2 separate regions of the Homo sapiens genome follow, and region 2 is linked to region 1. Evidence: read pairs that join two places in POLR2A ChIA-PET (ENCODE). Cell type or tissue: OCI-LY7. All regions are shown on one strand. Links, peaks and the distances in the headings refer to the core of each region. The heading gives the core; the rest is flanking DNA.

Evidence for each region. ChIA-PET counts read pairs that join two places held together with the same protein. Peaks named below come from ENCODE experiments on the same cell type or tissue, not always from the same donor. Only the 100,000 strongest peaks of a DNase experiment are listed, where the experiment ranks them.
Region 2: POLR2A ChIA-PET joins it to region 1 with 29 read pairs; 2 of 35 experiments call an interaction of 5 or more read pairs at or near these places.

What each region holds. Positions count from the first base shown.
Region 1 is chr10:3,270,433-3,278,763 of GRCh38, forward strand. It overlaps LOC124902537 (a long non-coding RNA gene), which reads right to left and starts at 7,271. Exons shown (of 2, transcript XR_007062361.1): 1 at 6,555-7,271; 2 at 1-1,295. LOC107987146 (a long non-coding RNA gene) reads left to right here and starts at 6,285. Exons shown (of 2, transcript XR_001747320.2): 1 at 6,285-6,661. In OCI-LY7, for the core only: no CTCF peak of the experiment used is centred there; no DNase peak of the experiment used is centred there.
Region 2 is chr10:3,511,436-3,519,766 of GRCh38, forward strand. The region is part of intron 1 of LOC105376360 (a long non-coding RNA gene); the gene reads left to right. Among named protein-coding and RNA genes, the nearest start is that of LINC02669, 13 kb to the left of the region's middle. In OCI-LY7, for the core only: a CTCF peak has its summit at 998 (motif pointing left); no DNase peak of the experiment used is centred there.

The DNA.
Region 1 (8,331 bases), core at 210-8,209:
TTTCTAGCTGAATATATACCATTTTATTCCTCAATTAGAACACTGAAAATTTGAAATGTCTTTCATTCAGAGACCACCTCCTCCCTCCACTTTAAGTCAGAAGGATTTTGCTGCCATGGTGCAAGCCCCGGGCTCTGACAGAAGGATTTGTTTTCAGAACTATTTTTTATTTGGGAACTCTGTGTGGCCTGATTAAGAAATTTAAACGTTACTTACTGAGTTCACCTCTGAAGGGAAACATCTCATTTTAATGAGGCTCTCTGGAGGCGTGAGGGTCATATTGCCCAACTTTGGATTTTATTTTATGCTTCATGCTAAAAATAGCACATTATCTTTTCATGTATCCATGGCAATCACAGTGCAATGCCCTTTAAAAATGACAAAGCGTCATTAGGTGACCGAGAGCAAAGCCCGCGTTTCTTCCTCATAGCCTGGCCTGTGATTCCATGAGAGGCATGACTGCTGCAGATGAGTCCCTTCTCCCGGATTCCCCTTGCCTGCCTGTTGCTTTCCCCTTTACCTTCTCCACTTTCCAGCACAACCTTGGAAAGAAAGGACCCCACAGTCTTCATTGCTAGGAACCAGCAAGCGAGTGTTCACGGAAATGCGGTCAATTAGGCTGGTAGGAGGGGTAAAAATGACGGGTCTTTCATGCGCATGAAAGCAGGGATTTAGAGCGCATTGCACGGTGTTCCCAGGCTCCGGAGTACAGTTCCGATCTGTATGGATTTAAATATTCAAGGCTGAATAAGGATGGAGGTTTCACTGAATAATGAGCCAGCTCACTGTAAACCCAGCAGAGTTTTCATCCAGCCATGTAATGCTCTCCCACGCTGGCTTTCAAAGTTCCATCATCTACTCGAAGAAGAGAGGAAGGAGAAGACCTAGCAAAACCCCAAGGTATTTAGATTAGCCAAAGGGAGCATCACTTTGCTTAAGTGGAGTGAATTGTTTTCCTCTAGTCATTCTTTCACGTGTAGGTGACTGTTCTCACTGCTAATGATTATGCAGCTATGGAGATTTCAGCGAGGAGCCCATCCACCAAGCCTGGCTGGCATTTGAGTTATGATGGAAATCTGGTGATTTTCTGTTGCAGTCATTTGTTGTTACAACGCACACAGATTTCACTCATCGCCAAGTGATTTCATGAACAGGAATGGAAACATCGTTGGCCCTTATCACAGAGAGGTCCTGGTGGGCAGGGACGTGACCTGCGGCTGTGCCAAGTGCAGTGTTTGCTGGAAGGTTTCCTTGCTGCACTGTAGCCACTCTGCTTATGAGCATCCAGGGACAGGCTGCAGACAGAAAGGGGGAGAGAAGGGTACAAGCTAGAAAGGACCACTTGGTGGGAGAGCTAACAACAGATAAGAGGCCACAACCCATCGGACGGATTACCCTATTATTATCGACATGGCCTCCTCCTACTCTATCGCCTGTGATGATAGCGAAGGGGCTGACAGCCCGTATTCCTCGTTGTTTTACTATCTTAGCAGAAGCATACTGCTTGCACAATTTCTGTTCTCTTCACATTCACACCTTAAGAATTAGATAATAGGATGAGAGGGAATGAAAGTGAAGTCTTTTGAATTATTAAAGGATGCTCTCAGCCTAATACAGGTATGCTATCTAAAGAACAGCCACAAGTAAAATATTTGCTTGTAATACATTCCTTTTTAAAAGAATTGCTGTTAAAAATAGGCATGGGAGGCACAACTCACTTAAATAATACTAATTTTAAGAAATTGTCATAAAATAAAACAATTCCCTAAGCCTACTCTCTACTTACATTTTGATCAACTAGACCTACTCTTCTCTCCCTCTCTCATTTCTCTCTCTTCCTCACACACGTGCATGCGCGCACACAGGCAGAAACACGCACAATCCTAGTGCCCGAGAAAATCCAATTATTACTTCAAGCTAAACTGAAGTTATTTAAAACAGATAAAAGCTTTTCTTTGGCATGACGCTATTATAAAAGCTTTTGTTTCCAGGTGGCCTTTGGGGGTGATCACAGTGTGATAAGAATCTTTTGGTACTCCACTGATTTCAGTCTCTTTTGTTAGAGTTGCGGAACTTGAACAAACTTTTTCCTCCTATTGTATACCACAGTGGGTTTCCTGCATATTCAACTCTGGGGATTTCTCAGGCATGCCTATGTTCTCTTCCTTGATTCTTTGACACCTGAGGACTCTGCAGTTTTAAAGAAAGAAGATGCAACTTTCCTACAGATAAGTCCATGAAAAACTGTTCTTTCCTTCGTCCATGTTCTTTAAAAATATAATTTATCTCCTAAATTCCCCTTTGAATCAGTCTTTTATGAAATACATTTTAGGGGAATACTATTGTGTTACATTTTCAATAAAAACACTTGGCCCTATCACATGCCTTTTATGTCCAATGAACACAAAGAACAAAATTTCAGAGTGAATAAATGATATGGATGAACCACGGATTACCACTAAATCCATAACATTATTTCACTCGCTTTATGAATCTCTAAGCACAAAAGTAGCCCCACAGGCAAAAATAACACTATTTAGAACATGCTACGTTTCTGAGGCACTTAATGTTTGCCAGTGATCTTTTTATTGCTCTTGTTTTATCTTGATAGTACCAGGACCAGCAAACTGTGAACCCAAAAGTCTCAATCAATTTAGAAAGTTTATTTTTGCCAAGATTAAGGATGTGTCCACGACAGCCTCAGGAGGTCCTGATGACATGTGCTCAGGGTGGTCGGGGCACAGCTTGGTTTTGTAACTTTTAGAGAGACATGAGATCCATTGATATGTGTAAGATGTACACACTGGTTCGGTCCAGAAAGGCAGGACCACTTGAAGCCAGGAGGGGACTTCCACGTCAGAAATAGATAAGAGACAAAAGGTTGAATTTTGAGTCTCTGATGAGCCTTTCACTGAACACACAATTTACATGTGAGAGGCGGGCAGAGGAACAGTCACTGATGCCTTAGTCTGGCTCAGTGAATCAATAGGCAGAGGAAGCGATCATGTATGAATTTGTCTCAGGTGCACAGAGGGATGACTTTGAGTTCTGTCTGTCCTTTGTCCACAGGGAATTTCCTGTGGGCAAATTGTGTGGGAGGCATGTAGCTTCTTACCTTTGTAGCATGTTATTTAGGAAAAAAATGGGAGGCAGTTTTGCCTGACGCAGTTCCCAGCTTGACTTCCCTTTGGCATAGTGACTTTGGAGTCCCTAGATTTATTTTATTTTATTTTTTTCACAGAACATAGTTTAGGACATTGTTAGCCTAATTCACAGAGAAAGAAATGAAAACCCCAAGAGGCTGCTTGACATCACAGCATGAGTCCAGGGCAGCTCCAGAAAGAAGGAGCAGGGGAAACGAGGAGAGGATGGGGTGTGGGTGGCAAAAAGAGCAGGTGCCGCAGGCAACAAGGCGATGGCGCCAGTGACGGAGGAGTGAGCGATGCCGACATAAAAAGGCGCATGACGATGAAGAGCCAGCGTCATGGCCTCCACCTGCACCTGTGTATGTTATTCAATCACAGTAGACTCAGGATTCCCACCCTAAGCATTGTCTTCACTGAGGGCTGGGAAGAACTTAGGAAGGCCTGTGGCACTTCCCACGCCCCTGGAAGGGACACCTGTATCCACATCTTACTCCCTGTCTTATTCCCTCCCTGTGCTGGGCCGCAGAGCCCCGCAGAGCTGGCTTTGCCTAGCACCAATCATCCACACTGCGCTCTGAAGCCACCGCAACCAGCCAGCCCACCTTGCATCCTTGTTACCAGGGTCTCCGTGCCACATCCCATACCTCGCCAGTGATCTGAACCCGGTACGGTTCTGCTCAGCCCCAACTCTGACCCAAACTCCCTCCTGGAAGACGTTCCCTGGGCCACATGACATTTTCGGCCGTTTTCAGCACTCCTTCTCCCATAGCCTCACCCTTGTTGATTGGGGTCGAACATTGGCGTTGAATGTAAAAGAGTGGCGGGATTAGGAGGGGAGCCTCTATGAAGAGAGATAGAGGGTTGAAAGTTCTCTCACCATGTTTCAAACACTTGACCTTTAATTCAGCAGCAAAGGAGAGTGAGAGGGAGCAGCAAGTAAAGTGGGAGGAGCACGGGGCGAGGAGTGGAGCCCCAGGAGCTGGGTGAGGAATGTGATGGGGTGGGGGTGACCAGGTGTATCCCACGGTGCTGAGAGTCAGGGGAGGGGAGGACTCCACATTCACTGTTGGTTTAGGCAAACAGATGCCCTGGGAAGTCTGGCACAAGCTGTCCCCAAGGACTAGCAGAGGTGAAATCAACCAGAGTGGCTTCAAAAGAAATCGGAGGAAAGAGACAGAAACAGCAAGCCTGGGCAGCTTTGGGGTTGTCGATTAATTAGCGTAAGTCACGGCAGCTTCTCTCACAAGGAAGCCAACATCTCTGTGGCTAAACACTAGATTTTATTTTTCGCTCAAGTTGATCAAGTCTAATGGGGTGGGAATTTGAGGGGGGAGGTGAGAAATCCCTGTTCCACAGAGTCTTGTAAGGACAGCTTCCTTCAAATCCCAGCATCTCTAAGGTCCTCTCCACGTGGCTGACACACAGGGACATGCTCTGCTGGTGCTGGCATTTCATGGGCCGGGGAGGAGTTGGGTCACTCCCAGGAGTGTTTCATTACCAGCACTCAGTCACATGGCCGGCCGTAACCGCAAGTGATGTCTAGAAATGTGTCACTAACTTGGAGGGACAGTGATGGACAACTTCATGTCAACTCGACTAGGCTAAGGGGTGCCCAGGTTGCTGGTAAGACATTATTTGTGGGTATGTCTGTGGGGAAGTTCCTGAAAGAGACCAGCATTTTAATTGGCGAACTGAGTAAAGCAGGTGGCCTTCCCCAGGGTGGGTGGGCTTCACCCAATCTGTGGGGGGCCTGAGCAGGACAGAAAGGCCAAGGAATGGAGACTACTCTCTCTGTGTGTCTGACACACAAAGCTGAGATATGGCTCTTCTGCCTGTGAGCTGGGATCCTGCTGGCAGATCATCTGGGCCTCTCACGGTGGATGGTAGATTTTGAGGCCTCTCATGGTGGACAGTAGATTGTGGGGATTTTCAGCCTCTGTAGTCACATGGGCCGATTCCTTAAGGTAAATCTCACCCTAGATAAAGGTATGGCTCCCACCAGTTCTGTTTCTCTGAGAGCCCTGACTCTACACACGGTCAAGAGGCTTGGTAGACATCCAGACCATGCCTGCCCTGGGAGAACGGAGTTACTAGCTGGTGGGGAACGCGGTGTAGACAGGGTGACTTTATATAAAATTGGAACATGATAGATGGGTTTTGATGCTGATAGGAACGATTCAGCTGAGGGATGCCTGTGGGTCATGAGGCCCCCAGTTGACTGAAAGGGGGAAATTTAATGGTAGGCGGGGAGAGAGAGCTGCTGCAGACATGTGCTTGAATTAGTGAGGGGGACGGGACCCAGGGCATGAAGCCCCACAGCAGTGGCTCGGGCAATAGCGTCGTGGGTTTATCTCTGGCAAGAGGAGAACAGGTGGAAGCAAGTCCTAGTTGGGTCCTGATGGGGCCAGTGAAGGCTCTCTTCTCATGGGTCTCGGTCATCCCTGATCAGGATGAGGGAAGTGAGGGACATGGAGTTACCAGGGGAATGGGCTGGCGATGAAATTGGGCTGAGAAGGAAGAGGAACTGCCACCAACTTCTCCCACAGTGACGCCACTTGGTTTTTGAATGGATGCCACCTTTTATAGGACGCAGCTTTCTCAGTATTTGCTCCCTCAACCACGTCCCGACTCCAACCCTCCACATTTATGTCAATAGCATCATTGTTCACATTTTTATTTTATTTATTTTATTTTACTTATTTTATTATGAGACAGGCTCTCATTCTGTCACTCAGGCTGGAGTGCAGTGGTGCGATCGTGGCTCACTGAAGCCTCAAACTCCTGGGCTCCCTCGATCCTACTGCCTCAGTCTCCCAAGTCACTGGGATTGAGTTAGCTTTCATTTAAGACACAAACTTAAACATTATTCTTGAGTTTTCTCTCTCAGACCCACCATCAGTCCACTGGGGTCCAGCAAGCCTCACGTCCTGCAGGCGTCCCCAGCTGAACTCCCCCTCTCCCCTCTCCCCCGGTCCCAGTTGCTTGTCCCCTCCCCCTCCTCCAACTGCCCTCCCGGCCACACCCCACATTTCCTGGACCAACCCAAGTGATCCTTAAAAAGATGGCATCATTTACATCATGCCACTCCCTTTCTCAAAATTCTTCACCATCTTTTCTTCCAACTAGGAGCTCAAACCCAAATCCCGAAACAAGCACGCCCCAGGTTTTCAAACCCAAATCCCTAAACAAGCACGCCCCAGGTTTTCAAAGCCACGTTGGCATTTTCAGCGGCAAACTCCCCCACCCAACACCCACCATTCTGCTTGGGTTGTCAGAAAATTGGCCAAAATCTCTTATTCATTCTACTATTTTAAAATTCCTATGTTCACCGTGATATGATCTAAAAATGCAGATTATATCCATTTTCCTTGTTGTTTTCCTTCCAATCCTTTTGCTTCTTTTTCTCACCTTGTCCTTCCGGGAGCCCCTGCAGCTGACGCTGATGTCGGAGTCTCGGGTGTTCCTTCTGGTCTCGCTCCCGACTTGAGGAGGCAGATTTCAACATGGAGCAGCAGGTAGGGTTCGGCTGCAGCTTTTTGTTTCGTCTTTGTTCTGTTTTGTATCCGAACTCTGTTAGCTTTTCGACCTTCCCTTTTATCCGGAGCACGTGGATCCATCCTGTGTTTCAGGGTGGGGTTTTACTCTTCTGCTGAGAGTGTGGCCTTTTCTGATCCCGGCTTTAGGAGAGCAGGACTTCCTGTTGAAGCCCCCACATTCCCATGTCTCCAAACTTTAAGAGATCATGAAATTCCAGTTCACCTTTCCTTGGTTTAGCTGGCATCCTTGGGACGAAAGCTGGGCTGTGCTTGGCCACCCCCTCTGTGTTACAGGCTTATGGTCTACCCTGATAATCGCTCTCTATCACATCCGCTAGTCAGTCATTTTTAAATAGGCTTCTTAGAGTTCCTTCCGCGTTCTGTTACTCTCACCGGGAAAGCTGATCTGAGCAACGTGCCGTGCCCCAGCACTGAGAAGCTCTCTGCTTAGCCCCAGAACCTCACTGCTGCTCTTTCCTGTCTTCTTCTTAAAAACAATGATTGTGAGTCTCTATCTCTCAGAAGACCATTTTCTGTATTTTACAATGAGATTTCAAGAAAGAGAAGAGATAGGTTGGTGTTATCCACTGTCTTTGCGTAAATCCCAGCCCCTGTGTTTGCCCTGCACCGTGATGTTCTCCTCCTGGCCAAGAAAAACATGTGGGGGGAGATCACATAATAAAGTGGGGGATTGCCAGCTGAACAGAGACTCAGAAAGAAAGCACTTAGAAAACTGTCAGGTGAGTTCTCCCTAGCACATTCAATTACATGTTGACATCTCAATAAAATAAAGTGATTCAAAGTTTACGGATTTTAAAGAAGCATACTCAAACGTATACACTGAAAAGTGTTGTTTCCTTCAAGATAATCCCTTTGGAAGGGTGCATACTTCCAAAATGAGGCAATGAGAATTACAAAAAAAATATTTTGGGGCCTCTCTCTCTCTCTTGTTTTTTTTTTTTTTTTTTTTTTTTGAGAAAGAGTCTTGCTCTGTCACCCAGGCTAGAGTGCAGTGGTATGATCTTGGCTCACCTCTGCTTCCCAGGTTCAAGTGATTCTCCTGCCTTAGCCTCCCAAGTAGCTGGGATTACAGGCACCTGCCACCATGACCAGCTAATTTTTGTATTTTTAGTAGAGAAGGGGTTTCACCATATTGGCCAGGCTGGTCTCAAACTCCTGACCTCAGGTGATCCGTCCACCTTGGCCTCCCAAAATGCTGGGATTACAGTTGTCTCTTTTTTTGAATGCTAGCCATGTATCCTATGACGGTGGAGTTTTTATTTTGAAAACAGTCAACATTAGATTCAGTCAAGTATGGTGAATAAGAAATGTTCAATTAGCATGTCATCATTTTTGATAACTCTGTGTGTGTGTGTGTGTGTCTGTGTGTGTCTGTCTGTGTGTGTGTCTGTGTGTGTGTGCAATTAAAGAAATGCAGTTATTGGTGGTTTCTTTTGTAACTGGAGGTATTTCTAAAAGGATGTTTTATTAGATATTGAGAGGGTGTTTGGAAATCCAATGGAGATGACTGGTTTAGCTTCTGGGGTGACAGATGCTAGTCCTGGACCCCTCAGTCGTGACCCTCAGAAGGAAGTCCAGGATGACTGGTTTAGCTTCCGGGGTGACTGACGCTAGTCCCAGACCCCTCA
Region 2 (8,331 bases), core at 162-8,161, 240 kb after region 1:
TTGCTTATAACCTTCGGTGCTGGTTGGGCATACAGATGCCAGGGTTGCCCCTGTTCTTCTGTAAAACGGGTCTACTGAGTCCTAAGTTTTATGTGCAAGAAGCAATTCCTCTTAATAAGTGGCTTTAGACCAACCGAAGTATTGGAAGGGATTTTGAATAGTTTGGAGGCAGCTAGGGGCAGTGGGTTTTATACAAGACGAGAGAGAGGACAGGAAGCCACTTCTAGGTCAGTGTTGAGCTGTCCCAGGTACCTGCACATCTCAGCCCAAGTCTGAGGGCTGCCAGACTTTGAGAACTGGGCAGTGAAGAGGTGAATGCAATAGAGGACTGATATGAGCAATTGAAGACAAATGAATCCATGCAAGGAGCCACGGGAAATAACACAATCACTTCCGGGTCATCTCCTTGCATACTGAATGAAGAAAATGGATTGAAACTAAGATTCTGCATTGGAACAAACACCATGCACCAGGTCCAAAGATGGACTTGCCTGAAATACTTGCCTATTTATGCAAAATTATTCTTAGAATGAGAGGGCGTTTTCTAATTTTCTTAGCCTGACACAGGATCAATAGAAAACTGAATGTGCCTAATATATTCTTGTTTGCAAAAGGGCAGAACACATCTGTAGGATTACATTGGAAAAGGCAAGTAAAAAAAATAATGTAGACATGAATAATATAGCTACGACATTTTAAAAACCATGCGGGGCTGAGAGATGAAGATCCGAACGCAGCTATCAGTGCACGAGGCACCTACACAGAAGTGCAGCAGGTAGAACGGCCATATGTCTTCGTTTAATTATGGAAAAATCACAAATGGGGGATCGTTGCTTTAGTGAAAGCTGTCGAGAAGAGGAATCGAAAAAGCATCTGCCGTGGAGATTTTGGGCATGTTTCTGGAAAATGGCCAAAACTGTAAGTGCCTCAAGGTCGTCCTCCTAGCCCAGGTGTCAGTGATAAGCCCAGGGGGATAAGCCCAGGGGGACCCTATGTTCTTCTGCCCTTGGACCTTCACAGGAAGGCGCCCCCCACAGGACACATGGGATATGTCCGTGACACATGCAGCACAACGCCTGGAGACACCTTCCTGTAAACACTCAGCACAGTCAGCTCTGGGCTCTGTTTAGTGGTTTCTTTTTGTTTTGTTTTGTTTTTTCAAAATTAAGATTAAAAATAGAGCCAATTCTACCATTTTTCTTAATTGCTCAGAAAGACAAAAAAAAAAAAAGATTGTAAGATGCTAGCTCTTTTTTTTTTTTTTTTTGAGATGGAGTCTCACTCTGTTGCCCAGGCTGGAGTGCAGTGGCGCTATCTCAGCTCACTGCAAGCTCCGCCTCCCGGGTTCACGCTATTCTCCTGCCTCAGCCTCCCAAGTAGCTGGGACTACAGGTGCGCACCACCACACCCAGCTAATTTTTTGTATTTTTTTGTTTGTTTTTTAGTAGAGACGGGGTTTCACCATGTTAGCCAGGATGGTCTCGATCTTCTGACCTCGTGATCCGCCTGCCTCAGCCTCCCAAAGTGCTGGGATTACAGGTGTGAACTACCATGCCCCGTCCCAAGATGCTAGCTCTTAAATGGCCCGTGCAGATAATTCTCAGCTATTCTTCTCATGTTTGGGAAGCAGGACTCAATGACTGCTCCAGGCTCACCTCCCACACCATGGCTGAGGCAGGCTCTGATGGGGCCTGTCTTCTCTCCCAGCTGTCTTCCCCTGCACTGAGGTTACCAATTGCTAGAGGTGATGAAAGGGAAAATGGTGCAGCCTCTCTGCTGTGACTTAGGCATGTTTTGAAGTTGCTGCTTGGTGTGAAGGCATTGATGAGAGATCCACAAAGTGCTCTTAGGAGCACCGGGGTGTGACATTGGAAGCTCTCACAGGACCATGTGCTTCCCCCTATAGAGGGTGATGGAGTTTTAAGAAGGATAAACACCCATTAGAGTTCCGGTCCCACTGTTAGAACTTAAGTCACTCAGCCCCTCTGAGTTGCAGTTTCCACATATATAAAATGGGTAGAATAATAACACCTGTCTCATAAGGTTGTTGGAAAAGTTACATAAAATAGTACATCAAGCACCTTCCCAACCTACAGGAAGCCCTCAGCAGCTGTGAGTGAGCTATGAGTCCCTCTGTGCATGAGCTTCCAGTCTGAGCTGTATGGCAGCTTCCAGGGTTCTGCAGCTATCCCAGGTGCAGGTTTAGAAAGCCAGTTTCCTAACCTAAATAATGGAGGAACCTCTGATATGGGTTGGCTGTGTCCCCACCCAAATCTCATCTTGAATTGTAGCTCCCTATAATCTCCATGTGTCGTCGGAGGGACCGAGTGGGAGGTAATTGAATCAGGGGGCAGGTCTTTCCCATGCTGTTCTCAAGACAGTGAATGAGTCTCATGAGATCTGATGGTTTTATAAGGGGTTTCCTCTTTCCCTTGGCTCTCATTCTCTCTTGTCTGCAGCCATGTAAGATGTGCCTTTTACCTTCCACCGATTGTGAGGCCTCCCCAGCCACATGAAACTGTGACTCCACTAAACCTCTTTTTCTTTATAAATTACCCAGTCTCGGGTATGTCTTCACAGCAGTATGAAAATGGACTAATACACAAGGTAAACTCTGGGCCAACTGAAAAGTGATTTGAGCCAAGTGATTGCAAACTTTCCTTTCTTCTTGAAAAGTCAACTCCAAGCAGGAGACAAAATCAAAACTGGTGTTTTGTACAGACTAATACAATCTCTAAATTCTGTGCTGGTGTTTTCAGGCTGGGGTGGGGCGTCTTCAGCCTCCATGAAGCCTCTGTTTAAGCTCTGTATTTTTTTGTTTTTACCTCCTTTATGAGGCTCTTTCAGGGAGAGGAAAGGCAATTTCCTGGCATGCGTGATGGACCCGCCTCTCCTATGGTTTAATTTTTTCTCAATCTTTCCTCATGGGTGTTTTTACCTCTCTTAAAATCATACCTGCCTGGCTGCGCCTTGCTGATTATTTTAATGTTATTCTAGATGTGCTGTAGGCTATGACATCACCTTTGTCTAATACAAAAATGCAGCAATACTCTTTTTCTTACTTCCCATGCTTTCCTAGACCCATCCTGATCTGTGCTTCCCAGATTGTGAGCCACAGATTCTGGAGTATGCATGAGGTTCCAGCACGAGATGCCTTGTCCATGTCCTCTCCAGTCAAGTAGACAGCAGGCTTTACACAGAGTTTCCCATCAGTGCCCCGATATTTAACTGGGTTCATAGCGTGTGTCTCCAGGACTGCCATGCCAGGTGTGAAGAACAGAAAGATGAAGAAGACACAGCCTCTCGGTGGAGACACACGTACACTTGGACACATGAGAGGATGTGTTGGGTGCAAGGCGTTGAATTTAAGGGAGCTCCCAGCAGGGAAGCCAGAGGGAAGGGAAAGGGGTGGGACCTCCCGGAGCTGCGGGCTGCAGAGGCTCTTCCAGAATGAGAAAGCCTGGCCCAGGGGTGTGGCCAGGAAGAGTAGAACATCCCTGCAGGCCAAGGGAGCAGCAAGATAATTATGCAAAGTTAATGAACTTTACAGGTGGCTTTGCTTAGCCAGGAATGGGCCGAGACCCGGAGTTTTAATGGATTAAATGTTTCTGTTATCAGTGAACTTTCAAAAAAACAAGGAAACAAATGCATGGTTTTCTATTGTTCTATATCGTGAGCTACTCCAGAAAAAAAAAAAAAAAAAAAGGTAAATTTAAAAGCGAAAATGAAAGGTTTCCTATTTTGGCCTCTGGGAATTTTGCTATCCTTGTCCACAAAGGGAGCGTAAATCCACAAATGTGATTTTCAACACCACTGCAAGGTGCCATTTCGTGTAATGCTTTTCAATAGTTAATCCCTGCCCCCTGCCCCCCGCCCCACCACCACACACACACCAGCTAGAAACCAAGGGATCTGCGTGACAGACCCCTTGCCCTGCTGGCATCTAATAGAGGAACGGGAGGCTCCTGTGGAGACCTGGTCCTCCTCACGGCTTTCTCCCTTCAATTCAGCCCCTTCCACGCACCTCCACGAATGCTCGCAGAATGAAACTGGAGTTTTACCTCCTTCTTGAAGCTCTTCCAGGGAGAGGAAAGGCAGTTTCCGGGCACCCACAATGAACATGGCTCCCATGGTTCAATTTTTTCTTCATCTTTACTCAAGGTGTTTTTTTTTTTTTTTAGAGGCAGAGTCTGGCTCAGGCTGGAGTGCAGTGGTGCTATCTCGGCTCACTGCAAGCTCCTCCTCCTGGGTTCATGCGATTCTCCTGCCTCAGCCTCCTGAGTAGCTGGGACTACAGGCGCCCGCCACCACGCCCGGTTAATTTTTTGTATTTTTAGTAGAGACGGGGTTTCATCATGTTAGCCAGGATGGTCTCGATCTCCTGACCTCATGATCCGCCTGCCTCGGCCTCCCAAAGTGCTGGGATTACAGGCGTGAGCCACCGTGCCCGGCCTGGTGTGTTTTTACCTTTCTTAAAATCATAGCTGCCTGGCTGTGCCTTGCTGATTTTTTAACGTCATTCTAGACGTGCTATAGACCATGATGTCACTTTTGTCTAATACAGTAACACAACAATACTCTTTGATTACTCCCATTACTACCTAGAAGAATATCTTGCTCCCAACTCACAGGCGGCCACAGTTTTGTGGGCCTGGAACCAGAGCCTCTGCTCCACAAAGGCAGGTTGGGCTTCAGGAGGAAAGGCTCTTGTCCAGGTGGTAGATTGATTTGATTCACCCAGAAGTGAAATGCGCCTCCATCCTGGGTCTTTCCTGGAAAATATTACTGAGACTTTAGGAGGGAAGGAACAAAACGCCCTTTGAAGTGTGAGAGAGAGATCAAAGATGCGCCTTGAGAGCTGACTGTGCAGGGTTCTCCAGCAGAGCACGGGGAGAGGGAGGCTTGTGGGACAAACCTGTCCTTGTCTGCAGCGTCAGCCGGCCCCCAGCCAGCCCACAGCCAGCTCCCCAGTGAAGCCTCTGCCTGGAGAGGCTTCCAATTACCAATGCACCTTCTGCCCTCTGACCCGGCCTTCTGAAAGGAGCATTTGTTTCTTGCCTGAGCTGGTGCAGTAGCCGATTGAGGGCAAAGTCATGTGGAGCCATGCACAGGGCGAAAGCCATTATGCTGGGTCTGTCTCACCAACTGGTCAAAAAGGAATGTTCCTGGTGAATTTTTTTCCCCTAAATATACATATATATTGTTTGGAACCCCATCAGGAGTGATTATTTTTGAAAGCAGTTAGTTCTCCCTGCTGCGGTGCTTAGTAGTGATTTGCCATTATACTTGCTTTGTGTCAGGAGCTAAAGTAAAAAGTGCCCTGAAAACAGCTGTTTGTACATCACGTGAGACTTTAATAAGAAACTCACGGGCATGAGATGCAGGCTGGCGGTGTGCGAGGCTTTGTGGTTCTGTCTTCAATTACGGGAAACATCTATGGTGAGGTCATTAACAGGAAAAGGACTTCAAACACAAACAAAAAGTATAGAAGAATTAAAAAGGAAAAGCATTTTTAACAAAGGATTAAAAGATGCAGGGACCTATGCGTTCAAAGGAGTGCAGGGGCGCGTGTCGCCTGCAGTCTGTGAGCAGCCACGTGGGGAGATCCCGTGATTGGCCGGTGCGGGGGCCAGGACACGGAGGACCCACAGCAGCGCAGGGGTTCTGGGACTTGGTGGGGACTCTGAAGCCCTGAAGCTGCACACAGCTTGGGGAGGGCTCTGGGAAGGAGAGCTGGCCCTGCCCTGCGTAAGAAATTCGATGTGGGAGAAACCGAAGGGTAGGGGACAGTCCGTGGCTGCTGCATCCAGCATTCGCTTAGCAGAATCGAGAAGTGACCAGTGGTGCCTTCCGGCTGGAGAGCAACAGATGCATTTCGGCAACACTGACAAAGAAAAATCCGGGGCATGAATGCCCACTTTTCTGCCGCCTCCTAGTTTTAGTAAGCTTCCTGTACTTATTAGAAAATGAAACACAAGCTTATTTCAAGTGGCCATTTCACTCGTTTCTGAGTGGTCCCGACCACATCATCTTGATCTTAAGTTATTATGCTTTTGCACCCGGAGGGGTAATTGTCACCCCAGAGCGTCCGTCTGTTTTTCTCTTAGTAACAGACCTTGCCCTCTCAGCGCCACCCCCTCCACTCCACACTTCTGGATGCTGGCAGGTAGATCTGGGTAGGAGCTCGTGGCTTCTGATATGGTTTGGACGTGTCCCCACCCAAATCTCATCTCCAATTGTACTGCCATAATTCCCACATGTTGTGGGAGGGACCCGGTGGGAGAGAATTTGAATCATGGGGTGGTTTCCCCCATTCTGTTCTCATGATAGTGAATAAGTCTTATGAGATCTGATGGGTTTGTCAGGGGTTTCTGCTTTTGCATCTTCCTCATTTTCTCTTGCCACCACCATGTAAGAAGTGCCTTTTGATCCTGCTGTGGTTCAGGGGCCTCCCCAGCCACATGGAACTGTAAGTCCAATTAAACCTCTTTTTTTGTCCCAGTCTTGGGTATGTCTTTATCAGCAAAGTGAAAACGGACGAATACAAATGCTTTCTAGATGAAGGAGCAAGGTCAGAGCTCAGGGAGTCTCCACATGCCTTTATGTTTTCCTTCCTCTGGCTGCAGACTGGGTCACGGGCTTGGTGGTGGGGGCAGATTTGACTTTGCAAAGCAGAAAAGACATCCTGCAGGAGGTGGGGCAACCATAGGGTAGGGGCCGAGGTCTCAGGGTGACCTCCAGGAGCAGTCCCTCCACAACCTGGGCCGCCTCTGGACTGCTATGGGAGGGGGCGTAGACTGCTCTCTCCTGTGAGCCTCTGTGTCCACTTAGCCAGGGCTCCTCCTAACACGGTGGTTGTCTCCATGAAATTCCTTTGATATGAGATCAGAGATAGCCAAGTTCCTAGATTTGACCCATTAGAGAAAGTTGTATCACTTGGCTTGTAATCTATGAGAAGTCTTTCTGATTTAAGTTTGTATGACTACCTTCTAATTTCATATATTTGTGAAGAAAGCCGGGGAGTCTCTTGGTGTTAAATCTTTTGTGGTACATTTCAAAGGATCATGACTGAGGCGTTGAGTAACATATTCAAAATACAAAAAAAGTAGGCATTTTTATAAATGAATGTCTTTTGCCTTAAAAACAAATCCCTGTCCCATCTTTTTTTAAAGATGAGGTTACCTTTGTTGACATTTCATCCGCTTTAATTCCCAACAAAGTTGCTGAAGGTAAAGGATAATTATTTTTATTTTTTACATGAGAGAATAGGAGCCTTCCAACATATTTTTTCTAGTAGAAAGAGAAAATTGGCACTGAATAAACAAGAAGAAATGATATTAGTGGCAGAAATTAAAAACTAAACTCAGTGTTTACAGTGGCATGGTGAGATGGTGATGAGAGCCTGGGTTGGAGATGTTCAAGGTGTCCCAGGCAAGTGAATGCCCAGCCCGTGACTCGCAGGAGGATGGCTTATTGTACTGGATGCTTGCCTTGGATATTGACCTAGCAAGAGGCAGCAGGGCTCACTGTTAGGAAAACAGAAAATAGAAATGAAAAATATCCTGTATTCCTGCATTACTCACGTGATTTTAACCTGGCTGGTGTCTTCAGGAACCTTTAGATTTGAGCTCATTTAGGGAATAATCTCTGATTCGGTCTCTTAAGCTTCCTTTCTTGAGTTTATCTGCTCTCATTCTGTTTGAAATCATTGTTCTAAATTATCTTGTGCATTTTCCTCTTCCTGTCTTCGATTAAATGCTTGCATCCTGGAGCTTAACCCCTTCATCGTTACCGTATTTCACCCTTCATCGTTACCGTGTTTCACCCTTCATCGTTACCGTATTTCACCCTTCATCGTTACCGTGTTTCACCCTTCATCATTACCATATTTCGCTACTTCCGAGAGGCATCATTCCGTTGGCTTTTTCATTATTTCTCTTTGTTCACCACAATGTAACTACTTTAAACACAAGTGATGGTGATCGTTCTCAAACCATTTGGAATTTCCTTATAAAGGAAAATGTCGTGAAAATAATGTATTTTTTTATTACTAAAACAAACATATATGTCATGTATTGTCTTTCCCATTTCTAACAATCTTACAATTCTATTGCGAGAAGATGTCAAGTTTTTCCGGTGTGATTTGTCCCATCCATGTCCATAAATATCAGGGGCTGCCCCCATAGCAGTTTCCATGTTTCCCAGCCATGCCCAGTGAAAGGCTGAGGGTGACATTCCAGGCTGGGCACAGAGTAAAGGGGTTTAATTTAAATCATCCCCAGCAATATTGTATCTGCAGAGCAGAACATCCCCAGCAATATTGCATCTACA